Regions from separate parts of the Homo sapiens genome. Here region 1 is linked to region 2. Evidence: read pairs that join two places in POLR2A ChIA-PET (ENCODE). Cell type or tissue: PC-3. All regions are shown on one strand. Each heading gives the region's core, and the rest is flanking DNA. Links, peaks and the distances in the headings are about the cores only. Region 1 overlaps TTC12-DT (TTC12 divergent transcript). Region 2 has its middle 51 kb from the start of NNMT.

Region 1 (12,548 bases), core at 5,805-10,804, 1.1 Mb after region 2:
TTTTTTGCTGATTTATTTGAGTTCCTTGTAGGTTCTGGATCTTAGTTCTTTGTCAGATGCATAGTTTGTGAATATTTTTTCCCACTGTGTGGGTTATTTATTTTGCTGTGCAGAAGCTTTTTAGTTTATTAAGTCCCATCTATCTATCTTTGTTTTTGTTGCATTTGCTTTGGGTTCTTGCTCATGAACTCTTTGCCTAAGCCAATGTGTAGAATAGTTTTTTCAGTGATATCTTCTATAATTTTTATGGTTTCAGATCTTAGATTTAAGTCTTTGATCCATCTTGAGTTGATTTTTTTTTTTTTTTTTTTTTTTAGATGGAGTCTTGCTCTGTCACCAGGTTGGAGTGCAGTGGCGCAATCTCGGCTCACTGCAACCTCCGCCTCCTTGGTTCAAGTGAGTCTCCTGCCTCAGCCTCCCAAGTAGCTGGGACTACAGGTGCATGCCACCACACCCAGTTAATTTTTGTATTTTTAGTAGAGACAGGTTTTCACCATGTTGGCCAGGATGGTCTCAATTTCCTGACCTTGTGATCCATTCACCTCGGCCTCCCAAAGTCCTGGGATTACAGGCATGAGCCACCCTGCCCGGCCGAGTTGATTTTTGTATAAGGGGAGAGAGGAGGATCCAGCTTCATTCTTTCACATGTGGCTAGCCAATTATCGAAGCACCATTTCTTGCATAGGGTGTCCTTTTCCCACTTCATGTTTTTGTTTGCTTTGTCAAAGATCGGTTGGCTACAACTATTTGGCTTTATTTCTGAGTTCTATATTCTGTTCCATTGGTCTGCATGCCTATTTTTATACCAGTACCATGCTGTTTTGGTGACTATGACCTTATAGGTTGAAATCGGGTAATACGATGCCTCCAGATTTGTTCTTGTTAATTAGTCTTGCTTTGGGTATGTGTGCTCTTTTTGGATTTCATATGAATTGTAGGATTGTTTTTTCTAGTTATGTGAAGAATGTTGATGGTATTTCGACGGAGATTGCATTGAATCTACAGATTGCTTTTGGCAGTATGGTCATTTTCACAATATGGATTCTATCCACCCACGGGCATAGGATGTGATTCCATTTGTGCCATCTATGACTTCTTTCAGTGTTTTATAGTTTTCTTTGTAGAGATCTTTCACCTCCTTGGTTAAATATATTCCTAATTATTTTAAGTTTTTTGTTGTTGTTGTTTTGCAGCTATTATAAAAGGGGTTGAGTTCTTGATTTGATTATCATCTTGGTCATTGTTGGTGTATAGCAGTGCTACTAATTTGTATACATTCATTTTGTATTCTAAAACTTTACTGAATTCATTGATCAGATCTAGGAGCTTTTGGAATGAGTCTTTAGGGTTTTCTAGGTATATGATCATATAATTGGTGAACAGCAAGTTTGACTTCCTCTTTATCGATTTGGTTGCCCTTTATTTCTTTCTCTTGTCTGACTGCTTCGGCTAGGACTTCCAGTACAATGTTGAATAGAAGTGGTGAAAGTGGGTGTCATTGTTTTGTTCCAGTTCTCAGGCAGAATGTGTTCAACTTTTTCCTGTTTGGTATATAGGCTGTGTGTTTGTCATAGATGGCTTTTATTACCTTGAGGTAAGTCCCTTCTGTGCCAATTTTGCTGAGAGTTTTAATCATAAAGGGATGCTGGATTTTGTCAGTGCTTTTTCTGCATCTATTGACATGATCATATGATTTTTGTTTTTAATTCTATTTCTATGATGCATCACATTTATTGACTTGTATATGTTAAACCATCCCTGCATCCCTGGTATGAAATCCCCCCCACTTGATCATGGTGGATTATCTTTCTGATATGTTGTTTGAGTCAGTTAGCTATTAATAGTATTTTGTTGAGGATTTTTGCATCTACGTTTATCAGGGATACTGATCTGTAGTTTTCTTTTTTTGTTATGTCCTTTCCTGGCTTTGGTATTAGGGTGATGCTGCCTTCCTAGAATGATTTAGGGAGGATTCCCTCTTTATCTTTTGGAATAGTTTCAGTAAGATTTGTATCAATTCTTCTTTGAATGCCTTATAGAATCAGCTGTGAATCCATCTGATCCTGGACTTTTTTTGTTGGCAATCTTTAAGTTACTGTTTAAATCTTGCTACTTGTTATTGGTCTCTTCAGAGTTTCTACTTCTTTCTGATTTAATCTAGGAGGGTCGTATATTTCCAGGAATTTATCCATCTCCTCTAGATTTTCTAGTTTCTGTGTGTAAAGGTGTTCATAGTAGCCTTGAATGATCTTTGTGTTTCTCTGGTATTGGTTTTAAGATCTCCCATTTCATTTCTAATTGAGCTTATTTAGATTTTCTCTCTTATTTTCTTGCTTAATCTCACTAATGGTCTATCAATTTCGTTTATCTTTTCGAAGAATCAGCTTTTTATTTCATTTATCTTTTGGATTTTTGGTTTCAATTTCATTTAATCCTGCTTTGATCTTGGTTATTTCTTTTCTTCTGCTAAGTTTGGGTTTGGTTTGTTCTTGTTTCTCTAATTCCTTGAGGCATGAGCTTAGATTGTCTATTTGTGCTCTTTCAGACTTTTGGATGTAGGAATTTAATGCTATGAACTTTCATCTTAGCACTGCTTTTGCTGTATTCCAGAAGTTCTTATATATTGTGTTACTATTATCTTTCAGTTCAAAACATTTTTTAATTTCTATCTTGATTTCATTGTTGACCCAAGGATCGTTCAGGAGCAGATTTTTAAATTTCCCTGTATTTGTATAGTTTTGAGGGTTTCTTTTGGAGTTAATGTCTAGTTTTATTCCTCTGTGGTCTGAGAGATAGTTGATATATTTTTGATTTTCTTAAGTTTATTGAGACTTTTTTTTGTGGCCTATCATATGGTCTGTCTTGGAGAATGTTCCATATGCTGTTGCAAATAATGTATATTCTGCAGTTGTTGAGTAGAATGTTCTGTAAATATCTGTTAAGTCCATTTGTTCTAGGGTATAGCTTAAGTCCCTTGTTTCTTTGTTGAGTTTCTGTCTCAATGACTTGTCTAGTGCTGTCAGTGGAGTATTGAAGTCCCTTTCTAGTATTGTGTTGTCATCTATCTCATTTCTTAGGTCTAGTAATAATTGTCTTATAAATTTGGGAGCTCCAGTGTTAGGTGCATGCATATTTAGGACTGTGATATTTTGTTTGTTGGACTCATCCTTTAATCATTATTTAATATCCCTCTTTGTTGTTTTTTTTTTAACTGTTGTTGCTTTGAAGTCTCTTTGGTATGATACAAGAATAGCTACTCCTGCTTGCGTTTGGTTTCCATTTGCATGTAATATCTTTTCCACCCCTTTACCTAAAGTTTATGGGAGTCCAGCATTAGGTGAGTCTTTTGAAGACAGCAGATATGTGGTTGGTAGGTTTTTATGCATTCTGCCATTCCTTAGCTTTTAAGTGGAGCATTTAAACCACTCACATTCAATGTTAGTATTGAGATGTGAGGTACTGTTTTATTCATCATGTTAGTTGTTCCCTGAATACCGTTTTTTTCCCTGTTGCATTATTGTTTTTTAGATCCTGTGAGATTTATGCTTAAAGGAAGTCCTATTTTGGCATAATTTGAAGTTTTGTTTCAAGATTTAGAACTCCTTTTAGCATTTCTTGTAGCTCTCACCTGGTAGTGGCTAATTCTCTTAGCATTGTTTCTCTGAAAAAGACTTTATCTCTCCTTCATTTATGAAACTTAGTTTTGCTGGAAACAAAATTCTTGGCTGGCAATTATTTTGTTTCAGGTGGCTAAAGATAGGACCCGAATCTCTTCTGGCTTGTAGGGTTTCTGCTGAGAAGTCTGCTGTTAATCTGATAGGTTATCCTTTATAGGTTACCTAATGTTTTTGACTCACAGCTCTTGAGATTCTTTCCTTAGTCTTGACTTTAGATAACCTGGTGACTAAGTGCTTAGGTGATTATCTTTTTGCAATGAATTTCCCAGGTGTTCTTTGAGCTTCTTATGTTTGGATGTCTAGATCTCTAGCAAGACCGGGGAAGTTTTCCTCGATTATTCCCTCAAATAAGTTTTCCAAACTTTTAGATTTCTCTTCTTCCTTAGGAACACCAATTATTCTTAGGTTTGGCCATTTAACATAATCCCAAATTTCTTGGAGGCTTTGTTCATTTTTTAATTTTTTTTTTTTTTTTTGAGACAGAGTCTTGCTCTGTCACCCAGGCTGGAGGTCAGTGGTGTGATCTTAGCTCACTGCAATCTCCACCTCCGGAGTTCAAGCAATTCTCCTGCCTCAGCCTCCTAAATAGCTGGGATTACAGGCTTGCACCATCATGCCCAGGTAATTTTTGTATTTTTAGTGTAGATGGGGTTTCACCATGTTGTCCAGGCTGGTCTTGAACTCCTGACCTCAGATGATCCACCCGTCTTGGCCTCCCAAAGTGCTGGGATTACAGGCATGAGCCACCATGCCCTGACTAAATATTTTTTCTTTGTCTTTGTCTGATTGAGTTAATTCAAAAGCCTTGTCTTCAAGCTCTGAAGTTCTTTATTCTACTTGTTCTAGTCTATTGTTGACACTTTCCAGTGCCTTTTGTATTTCTCTAAGTGTGTCTTTTATTTCCAGAAGTTGTGATTGTGTTTTCTTTATGATATCTATTTCTCTGGAGAATTTCTCATCCATATCCTGCATTACAAAAAAAATTTCTTTAAGTTGTTTTTCACCTTTCTCTGGCATCTCCTGGAGTAGCTTAACAATCAACCTTCTGAATTCTTTTTCTGGCAATTCAGAGAATTCTTCTTGATTTGGATCCATTGCTGGAAAGCTATTGTGGTCTTTTTGGGGTGTTATAGAACCTTGTTTTGTCATATTTCCAGAATGACTTTTCTGATTCCTTCTCATTCGGATAGACTATTTCAGTGGAAAAATCTGGAACTCAAGGGCTGTTGTTCAGATTGTTTTGTCCCATGGGGTGATGCCTTGATGTGGCGTGCTCCCCCTTTCGCTAGGGGTGGGGCTTCCTGGGAGATGGACTGCAGCAATTGTTATTACTCTTCTTGGTCCAGCCACCCAGCAGGGCTACCAGGCTCTGGGCTGGTGCTGGGGAATGTCTGCAAAGAGCCCTGCAATGTGATCCATCTTCAGGTCTCCCAGCTGGGGATACCAGGACCTGCTCTGGTGGAGGTGGTAGGGGAGTGAAATAGACTCTGTGAGAGTCCGTGGTTGTAGATGTGTTTAGTGTGTTGGCTTTCTCAAATGCTGCTGACGCTAGCAGTGAAGTTGCCACAGGGACAAACTCAGGACCACTGGTTAGTCAGCATGTTGCAGGCAGTGGAATTAGCTGTTGTTTTCTCTTTCCTTGGAGCTGGGTTATTCTGTCATGAGTTGCTGTGATGTCCTGAGTTGGTTGACCTCCAGCCAGGAGGTGGTGCTTTTAAGAGAGCACCAGCTGAGATAGTAGAAGGGGGATATAAGCTTGCCCTACCTTAGCCAGGGTAAGTATTTGGGTTTCTCAGGTGATGGGCAGGGCCATAAAGCTTCCAAGAGTTTATGTCTTTTGTGATTGGCTACCGGGGTGGTAGAGAAATACCAACAGGTGGGGGCAGGGTTAGGCCTATCTGAGCTCAGACTCTCCTTGTGCAGGGCTTGCCCAGGCTACTGTGAGAAATGGTGGTGGAGTGGTTCTTAGGTCAATGGGGTTATGTTCCAGAAGGGATTATGGCTGCCTCTGTCACTAGGGAAGTGGGGGAAAGCCAGTAGGGATAGGGCTCACCCAGCTCCCAGGCAGTTGCCTGGTGAGGCCGGTCTCTCTCCTGCTGTACTCCACTAGTAGCACTGAGTTTATCTTCAGGCAGCCTGCAGGCAGAACCCAGATCTTGCCCCAGGCTATAAGCTTCCCTGCTGAGAAAACCAGCAAGACTTTGAAGCCACACCCCTCCCCATCTGCCCACACTGTCATTCACCCCTGGATTCTGCTCAAGAGAGTTTGTGCACAGTTGAAATTATTACAAAGTTCAGTTGGAAACTTCTTTCACCCTGTGACCCCTCCCAAATTCTGCTGGCTGCCTTCCCCAAGGGCTCCTATGAGATATAGTCAGGGATGGCCTCCCTGGGATTGAGCTGGAGAGGAAGAGTGCCTGCAAGCCTCTTCCTGTTGCTGCTTCTACTTTTATATTTCGCACTAAGTCCATTTCAGCTCTAGGTAAGGTTAAATCCTTCTGTAATCTGGATTTTCAGGTTCCCCAGTGAGGATGTGTGTTCGGAGGCCAGTTTTCCCCCTCTCACACTTTGGGAACTCACCGTTTTTTGCCTGTCTCACAGAATTTGCAGTGGCAATGCCGCTTCTTTCAAAAGATCTGTGAATATTTTTGCTTCACTTTCTAGTTTCACTGTTAATATAGGCAACAACCCACTGTGGTATTAGCATCAGCTGTGATGTCACTTATGCTGAGCAACACTTTGAAATCACAGTCGAAGCTTCCAACTGAAGCATCTTACACATGCTACCAGACCTTGTGTTTTGAAGAACTGATAAATAAGCACATGTATTACTGATGCGGTGTCATTGTCTGGGGTAAATACTCGGGGTTCGTCATCTCATGCCAAGAAAAGTTAGGACACAGGCACACACAAGGAGTTTAGGAGCAGAGGTTTCATAGGCAAAAGGAAGAGAAAGGAGAACAGCTCTCTCTCTCTCTAGTGAGAGAGAGGGGCTTCCAAAAGGAAGGACGAGCTGGCGGTGGAGTTTTCTGGATTTTATAGGCAGACTTGAGGAAGTGGTGTCTGATTTATGTAGAGCCCACAGATTGGTTCGATCAGGTGTGACGTTTACATAGTATGTGGGGAAGGCTGGCCACCCCACTCTAATCTTATTATGCAAATGGGCTTTTCACTTGACCAGAAAGCCCTTACTGTACACTTGGCTGTTAAAGAGAAGGGAAGATGGAGCCGCCATTTTGAACATGTCTAGTCTCAGGTAGCTTTTTCCTGCTGGCATTCACTGGTGCAAGCCTCTAGCTTGTTTGTCTATGTCTGCATCTGGATTTTACAGGCTGCTCTTTGTTAGAAAATGATTTGGGGGCTGCTTTTCATTAAAAAGGAAAATCTTACTGAGAACTCCTGTACCTTCACTATCTGCCTTAGTAATTTCTTCTTAATTCCTATGCCACAAATTTTTTTAAAAAATAGTTTAATAATCGTATATCAATGCAACTGTTTTCCTTTATAATCCCATGTATTTCATTTCAAAAAATCAATACATTAAAATTTAAAATATTCTGAGACTAGGTCCATAGGCTTCACTTGACTACCTGGATTATAGCAAAAATAAATATCCCCAACAGAAGAATTCCAGGTAATAATTGTAGGTACTCCCATTTCTAAGGGGTGGAGCTCAGTTCCTTTCCCCTTGAGTGTTCATTGGATTTAGTGATTCACTTCTAAAGAACAGAGTATGGAAGGGGAAAGTAGTAACCTTTTACGTTGATGTCATAATCCCTGAAGTCATGCAATGAGAAAAGGACCTCACCTCTGACATTCTTCCCCCAGAATCTATAACCCTATTCTAATCGTGAGGGAAATCATTACAAACCCAAATGGAGGGACATTCTGTGAAATACCTGACCAGTACTCTTCAAAAGTGTCAAGGTCATGACAGACAAGGAAAGTACTGCAGTCTGGAGAATATTAAGGAGAAGACTAAGCAGAAACCTAGGCTCCTGAGAACTAGGTACAACGTGGTTCCCTGGATGAGATCCTGGCACAGAAAAAGGACATTGGCAGAGAACTGGTGAAATCTAAATAAAATTTTTAGTTTAGGTAGTATCACTCTACTAATGCTAATTCTTTAGTTGGTAAGACTTCTCTGGCTATATCAGATATAACCAAAGGGGAGTAACATTAGAAGAACCTGGGTTAAGTGTATGCAGGAACTCCTCATACTATCTTTGCAACTCTTCTGTAAATCTAATATTTTTCCACATTAAAAGTTTAAAGAAAATCCCCTACAACTTCTTGTCCTAAACCACTCTCTCCTCCCAACTTCTAGTTCATGAATTCATTTGTTTATCCATTCAACAAATGTACTGAGCAACAACTTAGTGGCATGGGGATGGAGCAGGGGCATGAAGACAATGACAAGACAATGTGAAGACAGTGGCCTCAAGGAGCTTATGGTCTTTCCTGCAAATCTGCAAGACCTGCAGACAGTTATGATGCGATGGCATGAATGCTTCAGTGGAGAATTGTGCAGTGTGTGACACAAGCATAGGAGAAGGAAGAGAAGTAGGACTTTGCCAGGTGAGCAAGGCACTGTGGGCACAGTGACGAGCAGGTGTGCAGGCACACAGGTGAGAGAACACAGTGTCATCAGGAAACTATCAGTAATTCCATCTTATAGGAGTGAGTAATACAAGGGGAAGTTGCACTCAGTGAGGCACAGAGGGAGACAGGGGGGATATTCCAAGGATTGAGATTTTGTCCTGCAGGTGAAGGTAAACAACTGATGTGTTCTAAGCAAGTGAGTCACAGATTTGCACTACAGAAAGATAAGAAACCGGACAAGGTGGAGGCTCTCCGGCTACGGACAGAGGAATGACCCCAGGCTCTGTGCCTTGCCTTCTGCTTTGAGTCCTTCCTCTATTACGTCTCCCTGGACTGGTCCTCACTGCCTGAACACCCCCATCCTTTTTCTCTGCCTCCCTGCCTTAGAGCATCGATGTAGCCTTGGATTGTGCCATTCCTTGTTGAGACAGCTCCACAGACTATACATGTATGTCCTTTACTCACCTCTCACTTGCTGACTTCTTAGTGTTGTGGCTGGTGCTCAGCCACCAGGACTTTGCCTATGGGCAAGGAAGTGCATACAATTGCAAAGCACAGATGGGAGGCGTTGAGAGACCAAGTCAGCAGTTGCCGGGTTGGAGAGGAGGAGATGAATACAAGAGATGTTCAGTAGAGAAAATCAATAGAAAACATTGACAAATTGGAAATGGGGAGAGAGAAAGGAAGGATTCTGATGACAATGCCAGCTATTCAGCTTACAGAAGCGAATGGATGGCTCTGCCCTTCTCTGTGATAGGCAACAGAGGAAGGCGGGGGAGGGGAGGAGTTGGAGGAGGAGGGATGAAGAAAGGGATAATGAGAAGCTTTGGTGGGTTGAATTCATTGTGCTGGGGAAACAGTTGTCCATCCAGACTTTGGAAGAACCATTTAGGAAGAGGATAAAGATGTGAGGTTATCCACATATTTCTAGTATCCTGTGACAATAGGGTACATGTATGTATCCATACACATATGTGTCTCTTCCTCTTAAGCCAGTTTTCACTGAGAAAAATAAAGAGCTCTGAGCATAGAGTAAAATAAGTCTTGATTCAGGTTCTAGTTCTGCCATGTCCCATTTGTATCAAGGCTCTCCAGAGAAAACCAATGTGTCCACTGAGAAGTCCTGGGAGCAATGAGTACACTACACCAGCATCTCTTGAAACTTAGGTTTCCTGAAGAAATGGCTGCTTCCAGGACTGAAGAAGAGAAAGGACGAGATGAGAATGTAACATCCTGTTGTGTCAGGAAGTAATGAAGTGCTCAAAGAATGATTAGGTCATGTAAAAACCAGAAACCAGATGGAATGGGCTCCCACTGAGTGACCGGATCAGGGACAATCTGCACATCAAAATAAATAATGAAGCTAACAGAATTCACTGAAAACTAGACAATCACTAGTCTAGTCTAGTGGTTTTCTGATAGTGTTTATCTGATAGATAAACAATCAATTGAAAGTTTGATGGGGCACGGGATATTTACAAAGTTTTAAAGTCCCTCTACACATAGCATGCCCTCAATTAATGTTAATACTACCACAATGAACAAATGCTTTTTAACTACAAAGAGGGGAAAAGAGTGACTTCACAGCAAAAAAGCCTGGCAGACACCACCTTAATCAAGTGATCCAAGTGGGCATCGTCAGACACAGGAGGATGGAGATCACGTGCCACTTGGTAAGATGAAGCCAGAGTGAGAGGACCAGCTCCATGGCATTCCTGTGAAAGAGCAGCACCTGAATTTCGTTGTGAGAAAATGTTGGACAAGCTAAAATTGAGGGTCATTCTACAAAACCAATGGCCTGAACTCTTCGAAAATGTCAAGATCGTGACAAACAAAACAGAACTCATCTTCCAGATTGATGGAGACTAGAGAGGCATGAAACTAAAAAAAATGGTGTGTTCCTGGAGTGAATGTTGAACACACAAAGATTATTTTTCTTTTGTTTAAGGATCATCAGAGGAACAACTGGAGAAATTTGAATAAGGACTGCAGGTTAAAAAATAGTATTGTATCCATGTTAATTTTTTTTGAGACGGAGTCTGTCTGTGGCCCAGGCTGGAGTGCAGTGGTGGTGCGATCTTGCCTCACTGCAAGCTCCGCCTCCCGGGTTCACGCCATTCTCCTGCCTCAGCCTCCCGAGTAGCTGGGACTACAGGCGCCTGCCACCATGCCTGGCTAATTTTTTTTGTATTTTTAGTAGAGACGGGGTTTCACCATGTTAGCCAGGATGGTCTCGATCTCCTGACCTCGTGATCTGACTGCCTCGGCCTCCCAAAGTGCTGGGATTACAGAGGTGAGCCACTGCACCTGGCCCCATGCTAATTTCTTGACATTGATTTTGATCTTGATTATGTAGGGGAGAGAAGGTCCTTGCTTATAAGAAATAGTACAATATTCACAGGTGCTGGAGCATCTGGCCAGAAATTTACTTTCAAGTGTTCAAGAAAAAGAAACATCTTTGCATTGCATTTGCATTTTTAATGTAAGTTTATGATTATGATTGGGAGTTGCTGAAGACATTTGTGTATGTGTGTGTGTGACCAGTTTTTCCCTAATCTACCACAATATTGTCCTTTTTTTCAACCTACCACAATGGCCAAAGAAGAACTCTTATTTCCAATCCTAGATAGGCTCCTTATCTCAATAAATGGCCTGAAACATTTGCTTTCTTGCTTAAGACAAAGCCTAGGAGACATCCTGACCCCCTTTTAAGCCACATCTTCCATCCAACCTACCAGCAAGTCCTGCCAAGCCTACTTCCAACACAGATCTTGAACTTGTTCTCTTTCCATGGCTGCTGCTTCCTCCCTCACATGAGCCACCCCATGTGCGTGTGAAGGGGAATTTCATAAACAGGTCCATAGGAGGCTATGATCTCTCTGTGTCCCGTGGCCACATGTCTGGCAGTAGACCTGAGGTTGAGCTTGGTCAGAAGGATGCTGACGGTCAGCTGAACTTGCGTGGAGGAGAGCAAAGGTGTGCAGGACTCATGAGCACCTCCACATTTCTCTGTCACTGCAGGAGACTATAAGTCCTTAAGAGCATGATGGACACCACGTCCTTCTGCCTTCAAATCACACATGAGTTCTTCCTTTGTCTAATTCTAACTGGAACCATACAAACAAGGGGGTCTAGGAAATGTGACTGCTAGCAAACATGTCGATGAGCGCATTCCCATTGCATCGGCCCCTGCCCATGCAACCTCAAGAAGCCATGTGACCTCACTCTATCCCATCATTCTGCTCAGGCCTCTGCAGAGCTGCTGCATTCTCAGTGGTTTACGGTGGCATTCTCCGCCAGGAAGTTAACTCGGGAGCATGGATCACATCCATTTTGGTGCCTACTGAATCTCTAGCACTAGAGCAGTGCCTTAGTCCATTCAGGCTAAAATCCACAGACTGGGTGGCTTATTAACAACGGAAATGTATTTCTTACAGTTGGGAAGGCTGGAAGTCCAAGATCAAGGCACTAGTAAATGGTGTCTGGTGAGGTCCCACTTCCTGGGTCATAGACCTTCTTCTCACTGTGTCCTCACATGGTGGAATGGGTGAGGGAGCTCTCTGGGGTCTCTTTCATCAGGGCATTAAACAAGGGATCCACCCTCATGATCTAGTCACCTCCCAAAATCCCTTAGGGGTTAGGATTGGGGGTTAGGAGTTCGACAAATGAACTGTAAATAACAACATTCAGTTTATAGCAAACAGGGAGTGGCACATGGTAATGAATAAATGCCCCCCCCCCCACTCACCTTGACATATGATTCTCTATTTTTGGATCTGCTACTTACAACAGCTTACTTCCACATGCTAATTTTTTAAATTACATAGCAATTATTAGTACTTTTTTATTTTAAGTTAAAAAAAAATCCCACACAAATTGACTTCAGTAAAGGGAATATATTGGTTCAGGGAATTGAAAAACCCAGGCATTTTTCAGGCACGTCTGGTCCATGGGACTCCAATGCCTCTGAGATCTGTTCTGCTTCCTGTGTGTTGGTTTCAATCTCAGGCAGGCTTTCCCTTGGGGTGGCACCTGGAAGCTCAAGACTTCTCTTCCTATGAGTTCCAACAGAGCTTCTTTCTTGCTAGTCATTTCCACAAAGTCCTAGGAGTGGAAGGAACATTCCCAGAGAAAAATCGAAGTACTGTTAAGAGAAGGAAGGAAAATGGATGTCCGCTGGATAAATGCATTTGTTTGCTACAGATTTGTTGTAAGGATTAAGAGATGATATTTTAAAGTTTCTGGCATGTAGCAAGCCCTCAATTAATG
Region 2 (17,222 bases), core at 4,834-9,833:
CCACATCACCATACCCAGCTATTTTTAAATGGTTTCGTAGAGATGGGTTCTTGCTATGTTGCCAGGGCTGATTTTGAATTCCTGGCCTCAAGTGATCCTCCCACTTGGTCTTTCAAAATGCTGGGCACCACTGTGGCTGGCCTATATGTTTTCTTGATTGTGCACACCTAACAGTAAAAGAAAAATTGTTTGAGAATGCACTCAACAATTTATATAAAAGTATGTATTCATTTATATATAAAGTATACACATTACCTGTATCAATGTTATGTACATTTTATAAACATACATAAAAATACAATTTTATACATTTTATAAATGTATATAAAAATACAATTTTAACAATATAATAAATATAAATAAACTTTAGAAACAGTTCCAGGTTTTATACTTACTACTGACATTTTTAGCGGGGGTACTCTGCTTTATTATTTTTGAAACTTGAAAAATATTTCAAAATTAAACATCTGAGAGTCTAAATTTGTTTTTGTACTAGGTTTTGGTGGCTGTCAGAATAGAAAAAATCCTTTGCAAATGTTCATAGATCTAAATGAAAGAAGTTCATAACTGGCTGTCATTTCTTAAGAATGGTATTTTACCAAATGGTAATAAAAACACATAAAATGTTTATGACGGCTTTATTAATAATTGCTGGAAGTAAATCTTGGAAGTAACCAAAATGTATTTCAATAGGTGAATGAATAAATGGAATATTATTCAACGATAAAAAGAAATGAGCTAGGGGTGGATTGCGAGGTCAGGATATCGAGACCAGCCTGGCTAACATGGTGAAACCCCGTCTCTACTAAAAATACAAAAAACTAGCCAGGTATGGTGGCGGGCGCCTGTAGTCCCAGTTACTTGGGAGGCTGAGGCAGGAGAATGGCATGAACCCGGGAGGCGGAGCTTGCCGTCAGCCAGGATCGCACCACTGCACTCCAGCCTGGGCGACAGAGTGAGATTGTCTCGGAAAAAAAAAAAGGAAATGAGCTAAAAAGAAATGAACCACCAAGCCACAAAAAAACATAGAGAAGCTTAAATGCGTATTGCTAAGTGAAAAAAGTCAATCTTAAAAGCCTACATACTGTATGATTCCAACTACATGACATTCCGGATGAGGCAAAACTATGGAGACAGTAAAGAGATTAGTGATGACCAGGGGTTGAAGGGAGGGTAGAATGAGTATGTCAGTCCCATCCCCAAATTGTGAAACTGGTCAGTACATTACCAACTCCCCAAATGAAAAACATTGATCTTGAAAATTATTATTGGAAGGTTAGCTTTTATTTTTAATAAATTTGCTCAAAACTCACTGAAATACTCTGTTAGAAAGATTTTTGAAAAGTCGGATAAATTTGTGGTCTTACGCATGATGACACAATGACATACTTTTAGCAACAAAATACATAGTAATGAAAACATTTCCAAACATCCTTTAAAAAATACTCTGTCTAAATTTTGAAAATTATATTATTTAAGAAAATATAATCTTTGAGTCCACTTAATTGGGCATAGGTAAATTATAATACGTCAAAAGTCGCATTATGCTTATGAAACTCCCACTCCTGTCTCCTGGCTCTGTCTGGAGACACAGCTTTCTGACAAATAATAGACGAAGTGGAGCTACTGATTTCAATTTGTATTTTAAATATGCTTTTAAAAAATGAGGTGTTAACACATAGAAAGAAATTGATTTTCTATTGTTTTCTTTCTTCCATTTTGGAGATCACTGGCTTAAATTATAAGGGTTTTATTATGTAAATATGTAATATAATTTTATTATATAAATATAATATATATCACACACAATATAATAATATGAACTTATTTTATTATTATAAATCTAAAACCATCTGTATGGTTTTAGATTTTGTTCTCAGGTCAGGTCTGTCCCCTCACAGTTGCAAGACAGCAACTTCAAGCATCCCATCCTCAATCCATAATATTCAAAGGCAGGAAAAAAGTTGCTTTCTCTTTGTCTCTTTTTATGAGTGAAAAAACCCTTCCCATAAGCCCCCAGGAGGATTCCTCCTCATCCCTCATTGGCCAGAATACATCAAATATTTATGCCTGCCAATCACTGGCAAGGAAGATGAGGTCATAGACTAATCATGATTCATCTTCTGGGTTCAGAAGGAGGTCTTTCTCCTTAAACCACTCAAAGAAAATAAGATTCTGCTTGCAAGGAATGATGCAAGGAATGTTGTTGGGAAGGGAGCCAACAGCATCAGTCACAATCCTGATGCAGATATGATATTATTACAAAGACAGCGCACGTGTTAACAGAATAGTGCTCAGGTAACATGTACTGCTTGTTTAACGTGCACATCTTGTTTACAGTGAAGAAAAATTCTGGGTCTTGCATGAAATTATGGAATCATTATTTTCTTTTTATTCATGCTCATAAAATGCATATACAATGGGAGGTGTACGTTTATTTCAAGAATATGTATTTTCAGGGAAGAATTTCCAAATGCCATCGGATCACATTTAAAAATCCAGTATTCCCTTACATTTAAGTGCTGTGCTTCTTACGTGTCACTGAAAAACAAAAACAAAAACAAAACCTAGCCTGATATGAATTCTGCCACATTTGCCTACATGTTACTGATAATCTCTTGTTTATTGATTGCTGTTTGCTGCCAAAGCGAAATGTTTCTTTAAGTAGAAAATGCTGTATTAATGCGAGATAATAGTGGTCATTGCCAAAATAAGCTATATTTCATTTTCATGGTCATGGTCCATATATAGATGATCTCAAACCCAGGATAGTCATTCTCAAAGAATGATATCTAACCTCATTCTGTGATGTGCTGGCAAAAACCCAGATTCAATTAAAGTGAACAGCGTGCATTCTGGAAAATATAGGAGACAGGTTGTAAGCCCTCAAGGGTGCAGAAATCTTTCTTACTTTTTCCATACCATATCCCCAGTGCCTAGAATAGTACCTGACACATAGAAAAAGTTCATTAATACTTGCTACAAGAATGAATAAATTAATATAAATGGAATGAAACCATTAATAACATAAGCATTATTAATTTCAATCAATTAATATTTCATTATTATTGGAATTATTCTACCATATAGGAAAGGCAAATGAATAGTAACAATGTGTTAGTATTTATCCAATCCAATACATTCCAAAGATGGGGGTGTACAGGGGGAAAGAGAGAGAGGGAGAGAGAGAGAGAGAAACACTACATTTAGTGAGCACAAACATTCTCCTCATTCTTTTTTCTACATAGTAGGGATGGCTTCAGTAGGCTTTCACAGGATAAATGAAATCCTTGAAGACTATCTAAGCTGTAAACTCTGATTATTTGCCCACAAAGCAGCCTTTTGACTACTGATCTGGATGTCCAAATACTCAATACAATACATAGGTTTCCTGGAAATAAGTCACTTTCAGCCACCAGAAAAGTATAGCCACTACTATAAGTTAATATGATGGCATTCTGTGGTATATAGAAAACATCATGTGAATGCCTACATCTCTAACTTTGCTGGGAAGGCCTGAGATGGCCGGCTTGTAGTGCTAATTAGATGGGTGCTGATATGTTCAGGGTTGTGAACTTCATCCCCAAGAACTCTCAGAATCCACTTGTATCTGAATCAGACTGGTGGTACTTTCCAAGATGGTAGCTGGGACAGCAGCCCCACTCTGGTGGCTCTAGTTACCTGGACCCATCCCTGAGTGAGCTGCTGAGTGACAAGTTAATTAAGTTCTCTGTGGGACCCTCAGACCAGGTGAAATTCAGAAGTTCTATGCAATCCATAGACAGGGGCTTGCCACATCTCAAACATGAAATAATGCATTTCTTCATCCCTCCCATACAAATATTGATAATTTATAGCTATATGAGGAGGAGGCTAAGAAATTGTTCTAAATTATCTTAAAATGTTTTGGGAGTTAAGATTATCCTGAAGCCTCCACAGATGATCCAAGGAGCAGAGCGTGTCTTTGCAATGGCTCTGTCCTCACTTCTGCGAATTATTTACTAAGGTGGCTATTTTCCCAGAGTTGACTTGCCCCAGTGTGCCCTGTTTTTCAAGTGCAGCCTCTATAGAACACCTACATCTTTCAATGCTTCCATGGAGCTATGGCTCTAGACTGAGGTGTGTGGTAAATGTGCACTGCAATCTCCTGTAAATCTGGGACGACACCAGAGGCTTCTTCTTTTTTTTTTTTTTTTTTTTTTTTTTTTGAGACAGAGTCTCACTCTGTTGCCAGGCTGGAGTGCAATGGCACAATCTCGGCTCACTGCAACCTCCTTCTCCTGGGTTCAAGCGATTCTCCTGCCTCAGCCTCTTGAGTAGCTGGGATTACAGGTGCACACCACCATGCCCAGCCAATTTTTGTATTTTTAGTAGAGACAGGGTTTCACCATATGGGCCAGGATGGTCTCGATCTCTTGACCTCATGATCTGCCCACCTTGGCCTCCCAAAGTGCTGGGATTACAGGCATGAGCCACCATGCCCGGCCCACCAGAGGCTCCTTGTGTGGGTTGCATACAAAGGGAACATGGGCAAGTGGGATTCTACTTGAGGAGGTCTACAACGGGAAAGTCATTGGCTTTGAGAGGATTAGAGTAGCAGAAAGTTGGGAAAAGGTGTTAAGAGGCCTGGAGCCTGGCTGCAAAAGGCATTGAGATGTCTACAGCTTAACTTCATTGGTTGCTAGAGGCATGGAATATGAACGTGCTTGTCCCACCTACAGATAGGTGCTTTTGCTTTTAAGGCAGTTTTCTGCTCCATAAGGTGGGTTTGAGACACCCTTGTGCTCTCCCAGTCAATATTTGTGATGCATTGTGGGGCATTCTAAAGGTAGCTCCTGGTTCTCAGGATCACTCTTCTGGTAAAGTCCTCTCCATACATAAGGTGATGGAGCTGGTGCAGGGCCTGACAGGAATATAATTGCTATTTCATTGCATCCATTTCATATTACAAAGGCCAGTTGAGTTCTGGTGAGTGGCATCTATTTAGACCAGGAATAGCAGGAATGCTATTACTGACAAAGTGAGCCTCCATAGATGGGAGTAGATGTGAAAGGGATCAAAGAAAGGAGGGTCACAGAAGATTGTCCCAAATAGCGTTGGTGTGTTTGAAGCTCAGCATTATTGGTTGGGTTTTCAGGGGCCTGATGAACTGTGGACAAACTGATAAAATCTACTTTGTGGCTATCTAGAGGTAAAACCATAACCTGGACTACTTCCTGTGACCCTAAAAACATCCTGATCTTTGCAAGTTCTCCTGTATAGCTAAAGGCATTCCTAGTTAGCAACATTGACATTTTCTATTTATATTCCTGAAAATTTCTGAAATTTTCCTGATAAAGTTTAATATTTGAAGAGTGTTGCCTTTTGCTAATCTCAGATTTAGTATTGAAAGGTGTTTCAAGGCCGGGCGTGGTGGCTCATGCCTGTAATCCCAGCACTTTGGGAGGCCGAGGCGGGTGGATCACCTGAGGTCAGGAGTTCGAGACCAGCCTGACCAACATGGAGAAACCCCCATCTCTACTAAAAATACAAAATTAGCCGAGCGTGGTGGCACATGCCTGTAATCCCAGCTACTCGGGAGGCTGAGGCAGGAGAATCGCTTGAACCTGGGAGGCGGAGGTTGAGATCACGCTATTACACTCCAGCCTGGGCAACAAGAGTGAAACTCTGTCTCAAAAAAAAAAAAAAAAAAGGTGTTTCAAAACTGACCTTGGGAGAAGAAAAAAGATCAGCGAGAAGCCACTAGGGATAGACGCAAGAGAGTAAGAAATAATCAGAAAGCATAGCTGAGAAATTCCCTATAAGCAAAAATAAAAATACACATATTATCTTAAAGCTAATAACCCAGGAGGGTAACCGGAAGAATATCTTCATGCAAACTTTAACAAGTATGAAGTAGTAGTGGGGTTTCCAGTGGAGGGTAGCTACAAGCAAGACTGTAAATTGCAGGCATGGGCATATATTATAATTGGCTACACTGATAAGGGGTGGGGATGGAGGGACATTGTCTTTACGCATTTTGATAAACGGAATAAATGATGCTCTGTGGGCCCTAAGGGGACCGCCTAGCAAAGGCAGATGATGTCTACTACCAATTAATTAAAAGTTAGAAGTGAGTGTAATCGAGGCTGTTGAGTTCGTACCCAGGTATGCAAACTTTAGCATGCATCAGAATCACCTGGAGGGCTTCTAAAAACATCGATGACTGGCTGAGCCGGTGACTCACGCCTGTAATCTCAGCACTTTGGGGGGCCAAGGTGGAAGGATGGCTTGAGCCCAGGAGTTTGAGACCAGCCTGGGCAACATGACAAATCCCTGTCTCTACAAAAAAGAAAAACAAAACAAAGCAAAAAACATCGATTACTCGGCCCCACTCTCCAGAGTTTCTGATTCAGAAGGAGTGGAACAGGGGCCTGAGAATTTATATTTCTAACAAGTTCCTAGATACCGCTGATCTGGGATCACTCATTGAGAACCACTGACTCAGAAAAAGAGTAAAAAGGTTCTTAGCACTCAGTTCTTAACTTAGACCCTCACATTCCACACAGGTGAGGGATTTTTAAACATTTTGTGCATGTGTATCAGAGAGTTACAAATCATATTACAAAAATTAAATAGAATACTTTTTCTAACTGTAATTAATCAGAAATTTATTTTTATGACTTAGAGAATAGAAGAAATTCAAATTATAAAGTAATAATGGGTAGGATTATATAAAAGTGTAAAATGGTGAAAACAGATCAAACTGGACCTAGGAAAATTCTCAGATAATCCTGATGGATACATAGACGTCTTACAAGAATTAGGACAATCTTTTGATTTAGCATCCAGAGAGATTATGTTGTTGTTAGGTCAAACATTAACTCCTAACGAAAAAGAGACCACCTTAGCTGCAGCCCAGGAGTTTGGGGATCTCTGGTATCTAAGCCAGGTAAATGATAAAATGACATCAGAAGAAAGGGAACAATTCCCCACAGGCCAACAGGCAGTTCCCAGTGTGGATCCCCATTGGGACCTCGATTCGGAGCATGGACACTGGAGTCACAGGCATTTACTGACTTGTATACTAGAGGGATTAAGAAAGACCAGAAAAAAGCCGATGAATTACTCAATGATGTCCACCATATGCAGGGAAAGGAAGAAAACCCTACGGCATTTTTAGAGAGGTTAAGGGAGGCATTAAGAAAGCATACCTTTTGTCACCTGACTCTATTGAAGGCCAACTAATTTTAAAGGATAAGTTTATCACTCAGTCAGCTGCAGACATAAGAAAAAAACTTCAAAAGTCTGCCCTGGGCCCCCAGCAAAATTTGGAAACTCTATTGAATTTGGCAACTTCAGTGTTTTATAATAGGGATCAGGAGGAGCAGGCTGAACGAGACAGATGAGACAAGAAAAAGGCCGCTGCCTTAGTCATCATTGCCCTCAGGCAGACGAACTTGGGTGGCTCTGAAAGAAAGAAGGGCTGGGCAGGCAACCCACCTAACAGGGCTTGTTATCAGTGCGGCTTACAGGGGCACTTCAAAAAGGACTGCCCAAGCAAAAATAAGCCGCTCCCTCATCCATGTCCCTTGTGCCAGGGGGATCACTGGACGGCACACTGCCCCTGAGGGAGAAGGTCCTCTGGGCCAGAGGCCACTAACAAGATGGTCCAACAACAGGACTGAGGGTGCCTGCGGCAGGCGCCAGAGCATGCCATCACCCTCACAGAGCCCCAGATAAGCTTAACCATTGAGGGCCAGGAAACTAACTTCCTCCTGGACACTGGCGCGGCCTTCTCAGTTTTACTCTTTCGTCCCAGACAACTATCCTCCAGGTCTGTCACCATCAAAGGGGTCCTAGGACAGCCAGTCACTAGGTATTTCTCACACCCTCTAAATTGTGACTGGGGAACCTTATTTTTCTCACATGCCTTTCTTATTATGCCTGAGAGCCCTACTCCTTTACTAGGGAAGGACATATTAGCTAAAGCAGGGGCCATTATATACTTGAATATAGGAGAAGGAATACCCGTTTGCTGCCCTCTACTGGAGGAAGGAATTAATCCTGAAGTCTGGGCAGAGGAAGGACAATACCAATGAGCAAAACACGCTTGTCCAGTTCAAGTTAAATTAAAGGATCCTACCTCCTTTCCTTTCAAAGGCAGTACTCCCTCAGACCAGAAGCCCAACAAGGGTTACAAAAGATTGTTAAAGACCTAAAAACACAGGGATAAGTAAAGCCATCCAACAGTCCATGCAACGCTCCCATTCTAGGCATACAAAACTCCAGCGGACAATGGAGGTTAGTTTAAGACCTCAGAATTATCAATGAGGCAGTTGTTCCTCTGTATCCAGTTGTACCTAATCCTTAGACTCTACTCTCCCAGATACCAGAGGAAGCAGAATGGCTTACAGTCCTAGATCTTAAGTACACTTTCTTCTTCATCCCTCTGCATTCTGACTCTCAATTTTTATTTGCCTTTAAAGATCCGTGAAACCCAGCATTTCAGCTTACCTGTACTGTCCTGCCACTCATTATTGGGGTTGGGGTACTAGGAGGACTAGGAATCGGCATTGGAGGCATTACCACCTCCACCCAATCCTATTACAAATTATCACAAGAGTTAAATGATGACATGAAATGAGTCGCAGATTTGCTTGGTCACTTTACAAACCAGCTTAACTCTTTAGCAGCAGTAGCCCTTCAAAATCAGACAGCCTTAGATTTATTAACAGCCAAAAGAGATGGAACCTGTCTTTTTCTAGAAGAGTGCTGTTATTTCGTTAATCAATCTGGAATTGTCAACGAGAAGGTTAAAGAGCTTCAAGATTGGATACAGTGCCGGGCATAAGCGCTCCAAGACACAGGACCTTGGAGTATTGTCAACCAATGGATGCCTTGGCTTCTCCCCTTCTTGGGACCCTTGATGGCTATTGTGATGTTGCTTATCTTTGGACCCTGCATTTTTAACCTCCTTGTAAAATTTGTCTCTTCCAGAATAGAATCCATGAAACTGAAAATGGTTAGACAAATGGAGCCCCAAATGATCACCACTAGCACCTACCATCGAGGACCCCTAGACTGACCCGCCAACCCATTCTTGCACTACGACACTGAAGACTCCCCTCCCGAGGAAACCTCAACTGCGGAGCCCCTTCTACCCCGCAGTTCAGCAGGAAGTAGCAAGAACGATCGTCGCCCAACTTCCAAACAGCACTTGGGCTTTCCTGTTGAGAGGGGACTGAGGGACTAAGTGGCTAAGTTGGCTGGACTCCTTGGGTCAATAGGGACTTCCCTAAGGGGACGTTACCTAAGCCAAAATAAATCATAGCTGCAAGAGCCAAAATAAATCATAGCTGCAAGCAAAGGAATTAAAACTTCAACCAATCAAAGGGGACTTTCCCCTAAGCCAAAATGAGTCAAAGCTGCAAGATAAGGGATTGAAATTTCAACCAATTATATAGGGAGTTTAAGCTCTAACTGCAGCCTGATGTTTTAAACCAATCAGGCCTGCCAACCCACAGGTGGATAGAAAATAAGCTAATTCTATAGGACAAAAAGAGGAAAGGGGAGGGGTCATAAGGGGATATAAGCATAAGACAGCCAAGCCACAAACAGCATCCCTTCTGGGTCCCCTTCCACCGCGTGGAAGCTTTACTTTCACTTTCGCTTTAATAAATCTTGCCACTGCACCAAAAAATAAAAAATAAAAAAATAAAAATAAAGTAAGATGGTGAAATAATGAAAATTCACAAAACCAAGGCAGAAAGAGTTGTAAGAAAATAAGAAAAACTGTTTGCTATAAATATGGCTGCATATCGGAAGTTTAATATCTAAAGTATATTGCTTTTATTCAAACCAGGCTGCCAGTGGGACCAAGACACACACAGACAGTTCATACACCAGGAAAACCAACATAAAACCAACAGGCGAAACACTAAACCTTGGAAGTTAATTAAAGAAATTCAAATGGAAACAATTCTAAGGGGCCATTTAACACATACCAGATAAACAAGTATAAGAATAAATGATAAAATCCAGTACTAGTGAGACTGTTGTGAAATGGTTGCTGGTAAAAGTGTAAATTGGTTGTTTTTTGGAGTGAAGAGCCACAAGAATAATCATACCAGAAAATATAGCCTATATGGGCAATTCATAAAAAGAACAAAACACAATTATAAAAATATTTATAGCTGAATTATTTATAATAGCTAAAAGTGAAATTACCAAAATACTCAATATTAGAGAAATAATAAAACAAATAATGTGATATAAACCTAATATTCATTCATTAGAAATGAAAACATGAAGATTCTGCAAGCAAAGGGAAATGTGAACTGCATGGAAGTGTTAGGGGCAAAAGTACTGGATCTGGAGTCAAAAGATCTAAAATTAAGTAACCTTTGGCTAAGAATTCAACCTCTCTGAACTTTGTTCATCTTCTAACACAGCAGTTTTCCACCAATACACAGCAGTTTTCAAATGTTTTGGCCACTACCTAAAAATGTTTAATTTTTTCTTCTTTTGTCATAAGAGCACTTAACGTAAAATCTATCCTCTTAGCAAATTTTCAGTATTGTCAGCATTGGCAATCATATGTCCTATGTTGGGTAGGAATGTCCAGAACTTATTTATCTTGCATGACTGAAACTTTGTACCCTTTGACCAACCCTTTTTCTCCACCCCCCCAGTTCCTGGCAACCATCATTCTTTCTGCTCCTATGAGTTTGCCTATTTTAGATTCTACATGTAAGTGAGATCAGTCATACCTCAATAAAGTGGTTGAAAAAAAGGAAATTTTACATTGATTCCTTATAAACACAAACACATACACACACACACACACACACGTAATCACCGGTAATAATGGTAGGCCTGGTGCAGTGGCTCACGCCTGTAATCCCAGCACTTTGGCAGGCTGAGGTGGATGGATCACTTGGGCCCAGGAGTTCAAGACCAGCTTGGGCAACATGGTGAAACTCCATTATTATGAAAGAAATTACAAAAATTGTCCGGGCATGGTGGGGCATAGCTATAGTCCCAGCTACTCAAGTAGCTGAGGTAAGAGGATCACTTGAGCCCAGGAGGTTGAGGCTGCAGTGAGCCATGATCATGCCACTGCACTCCAGCCTGAGTGGGAGAAGACGACTCTGTCTCAATAAAAATAGTAGTAATACGTGATGGTCTATTCTATTCTGTTCTACTCTCCATTTCATTCCTTTCCACTCCATATAAAAGTGCTGGTCACTAAATTGATTTCAAACCCTCTAATATATCACAACCAGCAGTTCATAAAACACTGGTCTAATTTATAGGCATGCTCAAAGGTTTACTGCCAGCCCATCTCCTCTCTCCAACACTTCATGGTTTCCCCAACCCCCACAACCTGCAGCCATTCACACAATACACCCAGAGAGCTCTACTTTTAAAACCATGGCTGAAATGAAGCCATAGATGGCAGAAATTGTAATAGGCATGCAATTTTGTGCCAATCTACATATAGGGCATATGTGTTGGGAAGAATAAAGTGATATTTAATACAACTGGACTGGATTAACTTTTTTCTTAGATGGTGTCAACAGCTCTCTTGAATCTCTCTTAGGCTATTTCTTTCTTCCCTCTTCTCTCCTATAGCTCAAAAACCCAGAAACTGTATGAGTTACTTATAGTAACATGAACAAGCTACTTATAGTTCATATGAACAAGTGCGTCGGTTTCTACTGGTTTGGTTGTGGTAAGACAGGCCTGAAGGTGACTTCTTCTGCTTAGACAAGGAACTGGCTGTTTACGTTGCCTCTAGTTTTGGCAAAGTCTGTGGTAGTCTAGCTCAGCTCAGAAGTCCTGGTTTATAGTGCTGAACATTTGCCTCTGTGTCTTCTGTGACTTAAACTCTTCAAACGGTGGTTCTTGAATTTTATTTATTTTTATTTATTTATTTTAACTTTTATTTTAGGTTCAGGGGTACATGTGTATATGTGTATTTTTATTTTTTTGAGACAAGTTCTCCCTCTGTTGCCTAGGGTAGAGTGCAGTGGCACTGTAACACCTCACTGTAACCTCAAACTCCTGGGTTCAAGAAATCCTCCCACCTTGCCCTTCCAAAGCATTGGGATTACAGTCATGAATCATTGCACCTGGCCTCAAATCGTAATATGCTGAAGAGTCACCTAGGTATCTTTTTAAAAACTACAAATGTGTATGCCCCATTATTGAAGATCCTGATTCAGTGATGTGGTAGGTTCAGGAAATTACATTTTAAATAAACACCCCAAGTGCTCTCTCCAAACTGGGGAAACCCTCCTGTGGGTTCTATAGCCAAGGTAGAGGGCTGACTGGGATTTGGGAATTGCTGGTCCTGGCCACTGGTGCTTTCCACTGAGCATTTCCAACAAATCTTAGTTTTCTCACCTGTAAAATATAGAGGGCATATGAGATCTGTAGGCTTCCTTCAGCTTTACCCTTGTATGATGTGTCTAGAAATAATATTACATGAAAGAACAAAGCAAGAAACAATATGTACATTGTTTCCAACTTTGTAAAAAAAAAAAGTAAGTATGTCAAGAGACTAGACAAGGTCAAAAAGATATCTGTGTAGTGGCATTATAGTGCAATTGCAGATGTTCTTTTAAAAATAAACAATGATGATATTAAATAATTTTTTAAAAATGGCGAACAACAATGACAGGGACATCAAGGAGGATGAGAACTAAAACAGAACTTTGAATGTGAATGAGATGATTATGACATCATTAGTGACAATAGAGAGAGCGACTTAGTACCACCATTGGTTTGAAAATCATTCTGGAGCTAAGGAAGAAGAGGGTGGATAGTAAAAGGAAGTAGAAAGAAAAAGAGTGAGTGTAGCTAAAATGAAAAGACAGAGTTAGGACAACGTATCCCAGGAGACACTGAAATTCGAAGCACATTGAAAGGAAGTGGACTTAACAAAAAGTTACTTTTTCTCATAGAGGAGGAAGAAGAGAGGATCTGCTACTAACTGTTCCTCCAAGTAGGGCACATTGGAATTGTGTCCCAAAGAGTTAAAGAAACCAACGACTAACAAAAATTCTTGTTTGCAGGACAGCAGGTAAGAAAAGAAACAACTTGCTGAGACTCTGACGCTGACATCAAGAAAAACCTGGCTAGAATCGGTGGAAACTAAGATGGCTGACTGGAGTTTGCACAGAACAAGCTTGCTGGCGTCCCAGCCCGAATTTCCACATGTTTCATACTAACTCCCCCCAAATTCACACATGTGACCCATGAGATAGCAGGAAGAAACAACTGGACATGCGCAGGGCCTTCCCAGACCTCCTGTTTCCTTTCACCAGTTACCTATATAGTCTCAGAATCTAACCCCTGAACCTTTTCTAATAAAAATACTGCTTGGAAGCCAGTGCAGGGAAACAGATTTGAACTTGACTCCTGTCTCCTTGAGAGTCCACTTTCAACATAAATCTTTTCTTTTCTCCAAAACCTGGTGTCACAGTATTGGCTTCTAGTGCACTGGGCACCCTCCCTTTTACTCAATAACATCAGTCAGCTTCTGAGTGGTGCCCACTCAATGTCTTATGTGAGGACACACTTTTATTCAAGCCACATCTGGGAGGAGAAAAATCTCCCGGCTAATAATCAAAGTTCCAGTAACTGAAGTGGGAATATTCCTTATAGAACTGACATCTGCACCAGCCATTTCCTAGGAGAGGGCATCACTCCTTACGCCATCCACCTTGAGGCTAGTGCTGCCTGACATCTGTGCTCAGTTTCACTTCTAAAATACTTTCAACTATGCAACTTAATTTCACCTCCACAACCCAGCAGGGTATAGGGGAGTGAGATAGGCCTTGGCATGTATTTCCACCTTCTCCCCACCCCACTCCTAAGTCCTCCCCCAGTTTCCTGCCAAAGAAGCCCATATACAAAGATCAGTAGCCAGCTGAGAAGGATTTCTCACTTTATTAAAAGATGGCAGGACAAGAACCCAAGTTTTTTTAATTCTTGTTATGACTTTCTTTTATTATTATTATTATTATACTTTAAGTTCTAGGGTACCTGTGCACAACGTGCAGGTTTGTTACATATGTATACATGTGCCATGTTGGTGTGCTTCGCCCATTAACTCATCATTTACATCAGGTATTTCTCCTAATGCTATCCCTCCCCCCTTCCCCCCACCCCATGTCAGACACCAGTGTGTGATGTTCCCCACCCTGTATCCAAGTGTTCTCATTGTTCAATTCCCACCTATGAGTGAGAACATGCGGTGTTCGGTTTTCTGTCCTTGTGATAGTTTGCTCAGAATGATGGTTTCCAGCTTCATCCATGTCCCTACAAAGGACATGAACTCATCCTTTTTTATGGCTGCATAGTATTCCATGGTGTATATGTGCCACATTTTCTTTTTTTAAATTTTATTATTATTATACTTTAAGTTTTAGGGTACGTGTGCACAACATGCAGATTTGTTACATATGTATACATGTGCCATGTTGGTATGCTGCACCCATTAACTCGTCATTTAGCATTAGGTATATCTCCTAATGCTATCCCTCCCCCCCGTCATCAATGCTGAGAATGATGGTTTCCAGCTTCATCCAAGTCCCTACAAAGGACATGAACTCATCATTTTTTATGGCTGCATAGTATTCCATGGTGTATATGTATGTGCCACATTTTCTTAATCCAGCCTATTATTGATGGATATTTGGGTTGAAGAACCCAAGATTCTAATGCAAAGGCCTGGTAAAAGCTGAACTGGAGGTGGTGAGCCCATGTCAAAGTGAAGGCTCCTCTCTCCAATCCTTCTAAATTTGGAAGGGGCACTCTCGGGGCCAGAGAGCTGAGCAGATCTTGAAAGGATCTTTGGCTGAGTTTACCAATTTCAAAAATGTATGTGTCTGCTTACCTACAGCAATGGGAAAGGAAGATGATGCAGGGGGCTATGCCAAGCATTAGTGCTGGCCTTCAGTGCTTCCTGTGATGTAACCCTGCTATCAAGGGTGGCTCTATCAGTGATAAGTGGCTGACCAACACAATCTGTAAATCCTTCTTCCTTTGGGAGGAACTAGCAAGGGAGAAGAAAGGGAAGCCAGAAGTCTCGGGGTAGAAGTTCCCAATTGTATAGGTCAAGATTAAAAGATGAGACAGGGAACAGAAACATTTCCTCTTTTTTCAACACAAAATAGGCAAGGAGGTTATTATTATCACATGATCCCCACTTTATAGATGAAGAAAAGAAAGAACAGAAACATTAAATGATGTAGTTATCATCACAAAGCTGGTGAGTATACATATCGGTCTGCAGGTGCCTCTTTCTTAGTTAGTGGTGCTGGTGGTGAGAAGATGACCACCATGCTAAACCCCCAGTTCCTGTGCCACCACCTGCTCAACTGCTGCCTGCAGCTGCCACTCGGTGGGGTTCCTAAAATAGCCATAGACAAGGAGTTCTAGCAGAGCACTCCACCTGTTTCTAGATAGGCTCTTGCTCTCAAGCCTGGTCTGCTATCCAGGTGAACTGTGAGGGGTAGGGGTGGGGGCACGTGTGAGCTAGACTAGGGGTTAGACTGGAGATGAGCCCACTCCCTGCGTCCTTTCCTGGAGTCTCATCCTGTGCTAACTGAGCCGCCAAGCCGTTTCCGCTCCAAGACCAGAGAAAGGAAAGGAAAGAGCCTTCTCTCCTGAGGAAATGTGCGGCTCTGGAGCGAATGCCATCCAGTTCCTGACTCAGCACCCTGATTTCCATCTGGGCGTTCACCCCTCCCTCACACAACCCCTGTGCTGGAAGGGAAGCTGACTTCACACCCAGTTCCAAGAATGGGGCTTGACTGACTTAAGGCTATCGACACGGCCACCCCACCCCACGAGTGGCCAGGGATGGACATAGAACCTAATTAGTGTTACTCAAAGACAAAGGCACATTTCCTTGAGGATCCTGGAGAAAACGACTTCATTCTTCCTTAGAAGCTACTTGAGGGACATTCTCGTCTCTTTGGATATGAGCAAGGACATCGCAGCGCTGAAAGCTACTTGCAGCCATCTTGTGGCCACTTGGAGAAAATACATGTTGTGTAACGCAGAGAGGAGAAATGAAAAGCCTCCGGGGTCTTTGCTGCCCTTGAGTTGCTGAATCAAGTCTTGACTGAAGCCTGATATCTTTAGGCTTTTCAGGTTTGTAAATCAATAAATTTTCTTTAACGTTCAAGCCAGTTTGAGTGACATTTTTGGTAGTTGCAGATTTCCAATTAACATGCACTGTAACACATAAGCATATTAGTTTAGAGAGGCCACAGTTTCCCCTAACCATGCTAGAGTTTTCTGATAATGGCCAGAGTACAAAGTCAGATTTTCCTGTGTCAGCCTCATGGAAGGGAAGAAAAAACCAAGTTTAAAAAAACTAAAAGGCCTTTGATGTCATTCCCCCAACACACACATATCCAAAGAAAAAAGTAAGGGGTCAAATATATAATATCATGTTCAAAATAAATTACTGTTATTATTGTTATTACTTTGTAAGTAGATTTTATTTTTTAGACAGTTTTAGGTTCACAGAAAAATTGAGTGGAAGTTTCTGAGACTTCCCATACACCCTCTGCTCCCCATATGCAAGGCATCCGCCATTATCAACATCCCCCACCAGAGTGGTGCATTTGCTATCATTGCTGGACCTACATTGACACTCACCATCAGTCATTATCACTCAGCGTCCAAAGCTTACCTTAGGGTTTATGCTTGGTATTGTACATTTTATGGGTTTAAACAAATGTATAATGACATGTATCCACCATTATAGAATCATACAGAGTATTTTTACTGCCCTAAAAATCATCTGTGCTCCACCTGTTCATTCCTTCTTCCTCCCAACCCCTAGCAAGCATGGATCTTTTTACTGTCTTACTGTCTTCCAAAGTGTCTATAGCATTTTGCATTTCCACCAGCAATAAAGGAGAGTTCCTGTCGCTTCACAGCCTCACCAGCATTTGGTGTTTTCAATGTTCTGAATTTTGGCCACTCTGATAGGTGTGTAGTGGTATCTCATTGTTGTTTTAATTTGCATCTCTCTGATGACATATGATGTGGGGCATCTTTTTATGTGTTTATTTGCCATTACATGTCTTCTTTGGGGAGGTATTTGTTAAGTTCTTTGGCCCATTTTTTAATTGGGTTCTCTGTCTTCTTATTGTTGAGTTTCAAGAGTTCTTTGCATATTTTGGGTACCAGTCCTTTGTCAGGTGTGTTTTTAA

The links. Peaks named below come from ENCODE experiments on the same cell type or tissue, not always from the same donor. Only the 100,000 strongest peaks of a DNase experiment are listed, where the experiment ranks them.
Region 1: POLR2A ChIA-PET joins it to region 2 with 6 read pairs; 1 of 35 experiments calls an interaction of 5 or more read pairs at or near these places.

Annotation. Positions count from the first base shown.
Region 1 is chr11:113,290,031-113,302,578 of GRCh38, reverse strand. All of the region lies in intron 1 of TTC12-DT (TTC12 divergent transcript), which reads left to right. Among named protein-coding and RNA genes, the nearest start is that of TTC12-DT, 18 kb to the left of the region's middle. In PC-3, for the core only: no CTCF peak of the experiment used is centred there; a DNase peak (open chromatin) is centred at 8,408.
Region 2 is chr11:114,339,204-114,356,425 of GRCh38, reverse strand. No RefSeq gene overlaps it. Among named protein-coding and RNA genes, the nearest start is that of NNMT, 51 kb to the right of the region's middle. In PC-3, for the core only: CTCF peaks have their summits at 7,835 and 8,039 (motif pointing left); DNase peaks (open chromatin) are centred at 6,205, 7,415 and 8,035; H3K4me3 peaks cover 729 bases.